2 separate regions of the Homo sapiens genome follow, and region 1 is linked to region 2. Evidence: chromatin contacts called from ENCODE Hi-C or POLR2A ChIA-PET data. All regions are on one chromosome and are shown on one strand. Each heading gives the region's core, a stretch centred on a gene start or an enhancer-like site at or near the end of the contact. The rest is flanking DNA. Distances are from core to core; before and after follow the strand shown.

What was found. Hi-C counts contacts between places; a loop is a spot of excess contacts on that map. ChIA-PET counts read pairs that join two places held with the same protein, here RNA polymerase II (POLR2A). Pooled maps may share reads with other maps.
Region 1: a map of CD8-positive, alpha-beta T cell shows a loop between it and region 2 (8-fold over the local background). The contact joins the promoter of KIFC1 here to the enhancer-like site in region 2. A Hi-C loop is called at or near these places in 12 of 168 maps with a recorded cell type or tissue (B cell, CD4-positive, alpha-beta T cell, CD4-positive, alpha-beta memory T cell and 7 more), 17 of 37 single-sample maps with no recorded cell type and 17 of 50 pooled maps. POLR2A ChIA-PET finds 5 or more read pairs at or near these places in 23 of 52 experiments (A673, B cell, CD4-positive, alpha-beta T cell and 18 more).

What each region holds. Positions count from the first base shown.
Region 1 is chr6:33,389,300-33,393,882 of GRCh38, forward strand. KIFC1 (kinesin family member C1) reads left to right here and starts at 2,524. Exons shown (of 11, transcript NM_002263.4): 1 at 2,524-2,698. The coding sequence starts at 2,687. It also overlaps the pseudogene RPL35AP4.
Region 2 is chr6:33,343,702-33,348,081 of GRCh38, forward strand. No RefSeq gene overlaps it. Among named protein-coding and RNA genes, the nearest start is that of SMIM40, 17 kb to the left of the region's middle. RefSeq lists a silencer at 3,378-3,578. Within about 2 kb of position 1,695, at least 12 of the 41 ENCODE cell types and tissues checked have a DNase peak (open chromatin) inside an H3K27ac peak, as active enhancers do; they include B cell, CD4-positive, alpha-beta T cell, CD8-positive, alpha-beta T cell and 3 more, where a contact is called at or near this core.

The DNA.
Region 1 (4,583 bases), core at 1,274-3,773, 46 kb after region 2:
CCCGCCTCAGCCTCCCAAAGTGCTGGGATGACAGGCGTGAGCCACCGCACCCGGCCTATTGACTTTTCATTAGTTTAAATCCTTGAAGGGTACAGCATCACTCGGATTCTGTGTCCAATAGCCTTAGTGGGAAGATTGCTTCAGAATTTGGCACGAATCATGTCACTGTTTCCGTGGGCCTGCCTCAGCCTCCCGAGTAGCTGGGATTACAGGCGGCCGCCACCACGCCTGGCTAACTTTTTTGGTTTTTTTTTTTTTTTTTTTTTTTTGAGATGGAGTCTCGCTCTGTCTTCCAGGCTGTAGTGCAGTGGCGCGATCTCCGCTCACTGCAAGCTCCGCCTGCCGGGTTCACGCCATTCTCCTGCCTCAGCCTCCTGAGTAGCTGGGACTACAGGCGCCCGCCACCACGCCCGGCTAATTTTTTTTGTATTTTTAGTACAGAGAGTTTTTCACCATGTTAGCCAGGATGGTCTCGATCTCCTGACCTCGTGATCCGCCCGCCTCGGCCTCCCAAAGTGCTAGGATTACAGGTATGAGCCAACGCGCCCGGCCACCAAATAGTGTAATTTTTACAGTTACACTTTGTAACTAGTGTTGCTGAAGACGGAAATGCAATTGATTTTGAAAATTGATTTTTTCCTCTTACTGATTTTTTATCCATCAACCTTGCTAAACTTATTTATCAATTCTATCTGAATTTTATTTTAGGGATGCTGCACATGCAATAATTTCATCTGCGAATATTAACATTAATGTTTCTTGTAGTCCTTATATATTTGTTGCTTATTGGACTGGCTACAACTTCCATTGTTTTATTGATGAGGATTATTGAGAGCAGGCATCCTTGCCTTGTTCCCCATCTTGAAAGGAACGCTTTCAACATTTCCCCATTATGGTGATGTGTTTTGCGAAATTTTTGAAGATGTCCTTTATCAGCTTCTGGAGTTTTAAAAAAAATATCAACGGGTGTTGAATATTTTGAGTGACTTTGCTGCATCAATTGAGATGAATACATTTTCCCCCTTTAATCTGCTAATGGGTCTATATTTCTCCATTCCATTTAAATTTTTTTTTAATTTGATAAATATCTTTTGCTATATGTTTCTTCTCAGGTCTCCCTTCTCAGTTATCCCCCTTTACCTTCCATTGTTGGTTTTCTCTAGTTTCTTCCTTTTCTTTTTACTGTGTTCTCTTCAAGCTCTTGCTTTTTGGAGTTTTCCCAGGATATCAAAGGTTGGGGGGATGGCAACATGGTTTTCAGACAGTGTGTCTCCCCACAATCTGCTTCTCTCTACAAGCTTGTTTGAAGCCAAGTTAAAGCAATGGATAGAAGACGGCAGCGCGGGTGTCAGACCTGCCAATTTCCAACTGCACACCAAATCCCCGAACATATGCTTGAGGCCCCTGCCTTTCGGTTTCATAAATAAAACCCTGTCCTGACTACCTCCAGGATTGGATGGAAACTCGGATGAGTAAATATGGTAGAACGACTTTGCAAACTAGCACCCTATTCACACGTAAGGGGTTGCTCTTGTCACCGAGACTGTTAGAGGCAACGTGAGTTAACAGAAATAGCTTGGATTTTGAAGCTAATGGAATCTAGATCCATTCCTAACCAGCAGTGTGACCTTATTGTGTAATCTTTCTGAACCTGTCTCCATCCATCTCTACAAAGAATGTGGCACAATGTAGGAACTCAGTGAATTTTCGTGATTAAAAGACGAGATAATACAGGTGCACAATCTGCAAAACATAAAATACTCCATAAATGGAAGCAGTAAATCTTCCCCGAGCTCGAGACTCCAAAGGCCCTGAGCCCAGTACCAGTAACAGCACCCAGGTAAGTAGGCTGGCTGAGAGAAGAGGGCTATAAAGAAAAGTTCTTTCCTGAGCTTTGAATCCCCACTGTCAGGCTTCAATGGAGCGCAAAAATTCCTAAATTTGGTGAGAAATGGCAACATTACCAGGGAATGAACAGACCAGGCCACTCACATCCACGTGAGGGCTCCAGGAGCCACTTCCGGGCCCAGTCAACCACGACCAGGAGAGGCAGCGCTGGAGCCTCAATCACGTCGACGGAAAACAAGTGCGCTCCCTACTGCAGTCACCAGGAGGCGCTAGTCCCGCCTGTCTCCCGGCACGGGTCCTCGTTTGCGCACGCGTCATTTCTTTCCTCCAGCGTCCCCGCCCCTTCTCCTCCGGCCGCCACCAGTTTCGCTTGGCCAGTTGCGTTCGTGCGGCGACGTCCACGCATTTTCTGACGTAGCGAGCGACGGCGGGGAGCCGAGCGGAAGTCCAGCACTATTGCCGCTAGAGGAGGGGAGGGGTGAGAAGCATAAGTGGCACCGGAAGTGGAATTAATCCGCCTACCTCTCCTGCGCCTGCGAAACAGAAAAGACAAGGCGCCTGTCGGGCGGGGTGTGGCTTCGGGTGGCGGAGAACGCTGCGATTGGCCCTCGGCTGTGGCGACAGCGACGATTGGTCCCTGCGTGCAGAGCGCGGTGAGAGTGGGTGGTGGCCGTTGGAATTCAAAAGTGGCGGGTGTGGCGCGGGGCTGGTAGCGGCCGGAGCCGTGCGAGTTCTCTACCCTGCTTCGCGAGCGGGCGAGAGAACGCGAGTCCCAGGATCCCCGGCACCCAGTTCTCTTCCACTGCATTCCCCCGGCGCGTGTGGGACCGAGGTGGACATGGATCCGCAGGTGAGTAGGGGCGGCGCAGGTGTCCTGCCCTGGGGATGGGGACGAAGGCTGACCGCTCCGATGCTGTCGCGCCCCCGGCTCCCGGTCGGCCTTTGTCATGTCTACCGGGAGAGCGAAGGTCCGTGCGCCCCCGCACAAGTGGAAAGGGGCGGAGGCAGGAGTGGAGACGGCTTAGAGCACCCGGGGAGGTCGGAAGGCACGTCTGTCTGCCCTCCCCTAGCTTCAAGTTTCTGGAGCCCCTCCCTTAACTTTCATGTCTCCGAGATTTCTCATTTCGAATTCTCAGGCTCGTCTGACACATTTCCACTTCTTTATTCCTACTCAGGGTGTGATTGCAGTGTGTAAGAAGGGAGAGTTCTGATATGACTTCTTCCTTTTGGGGACATGGTGTCTGAGGCCACATCCTTGCTGAGGTCCTTTTGTGTTAATCGCCTCTCCTTATCACTGCTGCTTCGGAGTGTAGGAAAGGGAGAAGGAGAGTAGGGTAATCTGGGCCAAAAGACTTCTCATTCTCTCTCTCCTTTCCCAAATTGTGCAGATTCCTGCCCAATGAAACTGATTGATTTAGTTCTTTCTCTTAAATGGTGCCCTGCTGCACCCCACAACCATATGCAGCTTCCTGTCTCCAGTGAAGAGAGATGAATGTGTGTGACAGCTGGAGTGTACTTATCTCTGGTGCCAGGAAAGGTCTGCCTGAATCCTTTGTTTACTAGTATTTCACGTTCAGGTTTCCCTGAAGTTAGGATTCAGCCTTAAGAGAGATTCTTTCTCTCGTGACAACCAGAGAGCAGAGTAGTATTATGTGACAGTAAGAAGTAGTAAAAGCCTTCTCAGATCTATTAATCAAGTATTTATTGAGCACCTACTACATGCTAGGCGTGGTTGTAGGTACTTAGGATGCAGCAGTGAACAAGGGACAAATCGTTGCCATCGTGGAGCTGCCATTCTATGGGGATACAGACAATAAATGTAATAAATGAATTATATAACTGCCAGAAGGCCGTAAGTGCTGTGGAGAAAAGGAGAAATTCAAGGTTGAGGACATAGGGGAGGCCAACTGGCGGGTTAGAGTATTAAATAGGGTGGTCTCAGTAACCCCCATGGAAAAGATGAGTTGAATAAAGACTTGAAGGAAGTGAGGGAGACAGACAAGCAGATAGTGAGGGAAGAACATTTCAGGCAGAGGGAATCTGCTAGAGCAGAGTCCCTAAAGAGTTGTAAGGAGGGAAGTGTGGCTGGAATGAAGTGAGCAAGGGGAAAAGTTGTGGGAAAGGAAGTCAGGTAATGGGTAGTGGGGTTGCTGATCACAGTTTGTCCTTGTGGGGGTCGTTGTGAGGACTTTTACTCTGAGTGAGATGGGGAATCATTGGATGATTTTAAGCAGAGAGATAAGATTTGTTGGGTCCACCAGATTTTCGTAACCATAGCACCATTGCCTTTTTTTTTTTTTTTTTTTTTTTGAGACAGGTTCTCTTTCTCTGTTCCCAGGCTGGAGTGCAGTGGCATGATCATGGCTCACTGGAGCCTTAACTTCCTGGGCTCAAGTGATCCTCCCACCTCAGCCTCCTGAGTAGCTGGGACTACAGGCAGCTGCCACCATGCCTGGCTGATTTTTTGTATTTTTAATAGAGACAGGGTTTTGCCATGTTGCCCAGGCTGGTCTGGAACTAACTCCTGGGCTCAAGCAATTCGCCTGCCTCGGCCTCCGAGAGTGCTGGGATTACAGGCATGAGCCACCGTGCCCTGCAACATTTTTTTTTTTTTTTTTGAGAAGTAGTCACGCTCTGTCGCCAGCCTGGAGTGCAGTGGCGCGGTCTCGGCTCACTGCAACCTCCGCCTCCCGGGTTCAGGCGATTCTCCTGCCTCAGCCTCCCGAGTAGCTGGG
Region 2 (4,380 bases), core at 445-2,944:
AACATGGTAAAACCCTGTCTACAAAAAATACAAAAATTAGCTGTGCGTGGTGGTGCGCACCTGTAATCCCAGCTACTCAGGAGGCTGACTGAGGCAGGAAGACTGCTTGAACCTGGGAGGCAGAGGCGGAGGTTGTAGTGAGCTGAGATTGTGCCACCGCACTCTAGAGCAAGACTCCATCTCAAAAAAAAAATGTCTAGTGTAAATGTATGTTCTTTGAAGTAGAATTGCTAGGTCAAAGAATACGTAAATACTTGATTTGGGTAGATATTTTTAAAATGCTTTCTGTAGAAGCCGCACCAGTGTACCTTCCTTCCTGTCGGCAATGTGTGACAGTACCAGTTTCCTTTCCCCACCCCATCAGCTGAGTGTGTTATCAAACTTTTTTTTTTTTTTTTTTTTTGAGACAGAGTCTCTCTCCATCGCTCAGCCTGGAGTGCAGTGGCATGATCTCGGCTCAATGCAACCTCCACCTCCTAGGTTCAAGCCATTCTCATGCCTCAGCCAATAGCTGTGATTACAGGTGCATGCCACCACCGGCTGATTTCTGTATTTTTAGTAGAGACAGGGTTTTGCCATGTTTTTTTGTTTGTTTTGAGACAGGATCTTTCTCTGTTGCCCAGGCTAGAGTGCAGTGGCATGAACATGGATGGTTCACTGCAGCCTCGACCTCCTGGGTTCAAGTGATCCTTTTGTCTCAGCCTCCCAAGTAGCTGGGATTCCAGGTGGGAGCCACCATGCCCTCCTAAACTCTACCTTTTGGTGAGAGTGACTAGCCACCAAGGCACACTGTAAAGGCCTCAGATAACAGGAAGTGGTAGAGAACTGCAGCCAATCTAACACCTAGACAAATTCAAGGTGGGACCTATCAGGTACTATGCTTGTTACTTGGGTGATTAAATTACCTGTACACCAAAGCCCCATGACACACACTTTACCTATATAAGGAACCTACACATGTACCCCTGAACCTAAAGTAAAAGTTAAAAAATAAAATAATATAATTCAAAGTTTGGGCTACAGAGTATAAGTGAGAGATATTCAGCTACTGGGAGTTTATAAAAGACACACAAACATCGCACAAGAGCAAAAGTCAATTTGAACATCCACCACAGCCAGAGGAAACCAAAACCACTTCCAGTGTATGGCCGTCAGGTAAAGCATTTTGTCCCCCTCACCTCCTCTGCTTCTGGCTGTGAGGGAGAGGGTGGAGAGTCAGACACAGGAAGGCAAGAAAGAAATTCTTGAGGAAGCCAGCCACTCTGCCAGTTTCACACTGGCAGCTTCCCATGTCAAACCACTCAGTCGGAGCTGGCCGAGAGAAAAAACGTAATTCAGAATGATGCTTGGAGGATTTTTTTTTTTGTTCCAAGGATTGAGCAGGTATGCTCTGTGGCCTGCCTGAGTTATCTTTCATGGGCAATGGAAGAACTAGCCCCACACAACATATTTAAAGGGGTGGGGACACTTGAGTGTGGGGGGTGCACAGCAACATATTCAAGCTTATGTACATGGCATCTGAGGTCGGGGCATGGAAGAATACTGAGGCACTGTGTGTATGTTATTTGTGCGTGAGAATGAAATTCCTTGACCCTGAAAACAGGACAGGGAGTGGAGTGTGTGGTGTGATAAGGAACGCTGAAAACAGCCTCCTGAGAATGCGGTTTGAGTGCTTTTACGAGGCCGCAGGTGTCTCACGACCCGACCTCAAAAAGCCATCTAGTGGATGTTTGTGGTTTAACAAGCACTTTCAATAAATACTTGGCAGACGGATGCTGGGGCGGGTTCTCTTAGAAGAAATGCCCCCCCCATTCCCCCGGCCCCACTCAGCTGGAATTGTCTAAGAACTCATTCTTGGCGTTCACTGCAAGCTATAAACTCTGCAAGTGGTGCACCCGACGTGATCGCCTTGAAGTTATGCGTGAAAGGAGGAGAGCTCATCAATTTTAAGAAAATCCCGGTAAGGGACAGTCCTGACTACCATCAGGTGGACAGGACCCACGCGAAAAATACCAGGGGTTCGGTTATCATGGGTCAGGAAATGAACAAAGAATAATTTTTTTTTTTTTTTGAGATGGAGTCTCACTCTGTCGCCCAGGCTGGAGTGCAGTAGCGTGATCCCGGCTCACTGCAACCTCCACCTCCCTGGTTCAAGCTATTCTCCTGCCTCAGCCTCCTGAATAGCTGGGATTACAGGTGCACGTCACCCCACAACAGGACTTAATTAACCTTGCCTTCAAGGTGTACAATAATAGAGAAAAGTTACAATTACTTGCCTCTGCTGTGAGACAAAACCCAGCTGCACCTCCAGCACACGAGAACTTCAAAATGCCTAAGCCGCACATGCCTAAACCGCAGTGGTCAAGCATTCCTACAGGACCTTCTTCATCAGGATCTTGCTTCAAGTGCCAGAAATCTGGCCACTGGGCCAAGAAATGCCCACAGCCCGGGATTCCTCCTAAGCCGTGTCCCATCTGTGCAGGACCCCACTGAAAATCAGACTGTCCCACTCGCCTCGCAGTCACTCCCAGAGCTCTGGGATCTCTGGCCCAAGACTCTCTGACTGACTCCTTCCCAGATCTTCTCAGCTTAGCGGCTGAAGACTGATGCTGTCTGATCACCTTCGAAGCCTCCCGGGCCATCACGGACACTTTGGGTAACTCTTACAGTGGAGGGTAAGTCACCCTTCTTAATCAATATGGAGGCTACCAACTCCACATTACCTTCTTTTCAAAGGCCTATTTCCTTTGCCTCCATAACTGTTGTGGGTATTCATGGCCAGGCTTCTAAACCTCTTAAAACTCCCCAACTCTGGTGCCAACTTGGACAATATTCTTTTATGCACTCCTTTTTAGTTATCCCCACCTGCCCAGCTCCCTTATTAGGTCGAGACATTTTAACTAAATTATCTGCTTCCCTGACTAATCCTAGGCTACAGCCACATTTCGTTGCTGCCCTTTTCCCCAGTTCAAAGCCTCCTTCACGTCCTTCTCTTTTATCTCCTCACCTTAATCCACAGGTATGGGACACCTCTACTCCCTCCCTGGTGAACTATCCACGCCCATTACTATCCCATTAAAACCTAATCACCCTTACCCCGCTCAATGCCAGTATCCCATCCCACAGCATGCTTTAAAAGGATTAAATCCTGTTATCACTCACCTGTTACAGCATGGCCTTTTAAAGCCTATAAACTCTCCTTACAATTCCCCCATTTTACCTGTCCAAAAACCAGATAAGCCTTACAGGTTAGTTCAGGATCTGCGCCATATCGACCAAATTGTTTTGCCTATCCACCCTGTGGTGCCAAACCCATATACTCTCCTATCCTCAATACCTCCCTCCACAACCCATTATTCTGTTCTAGATAAACCTAGCTGACCCCATAGATCCTAAATCCTTTCTCCTCTCCCCTTTCCATTCCTTAAAACACAGCTCCCACACTAGCTCTCCATGACTCATCCCGACCCTTTTCATTACACACAGCCGAAGTGCAGGGCTGTACAGTCAGAATTCTTACACAAGGACCAGGACCGCACCCTGTAGCCTTTTTGTCCAAACAACTTGACTTACTGTTTTAGGCTGGCCATCATGTCTCCGTGCAGTGGCTGCCACTGCCCTAATACTTTTACAGGCCCTCAAAATCACAAACTATGCTCAACTCACTCTCTACAGTTCTCATAAATCTATTTTCTTCCTCACATCTAACACGTATACTTTCTGCTCCCCGGCTCCTTCAGCTGTACTCATTCTTTGTTGAGTCTCCCACAGTTACCATTGTTCCTGGCCAGGACTTCAATCCAGCCTCCCACATTATTCCTGATACCACACCTGACCCCCATGACTGTATCTCTCTGATCCACCTGACATTCACCCCATTTCCCCGTATTTCCTTCTTTCCTGTTCCTCACCCTGATCACACTTGGTTTATTGATGGTAGTTCTACCAGGCCTAATTGCCACACACCAGCAAAGGCAGGCTATGCTATAGTATCTTCCACATCTATCATTGAGGCTACTGCTCTGCCCCTCTCCACTACCTCTCAGCAAGCTGAACTCATTGCCTTAACTCGAGCCCTCACTTTTGCAAAGGGACTACATGTCAATATTTATACAACTCTAAATATGCCTTCCATATCCTGCACCACCATATTGTTATATGGGCAAAAAGAGGTTTCCTCACTACGCAAGGGTCCTCTGTCATTAATGCCTCTTTAATAAAAACTCTTCTCAAGGCCGCTTTACTTCCAAAGGAAGCTGGAGTCATTTACTCCAAGGGCCATCAAAAGGCGTCAGATCCCATCGCTCAGGGCAATGCTTTTGCTGATAAGGTAGCTAAAGAAGCAGCTAGCATTCCAAATTCTGTCCCTCACGGCCAATT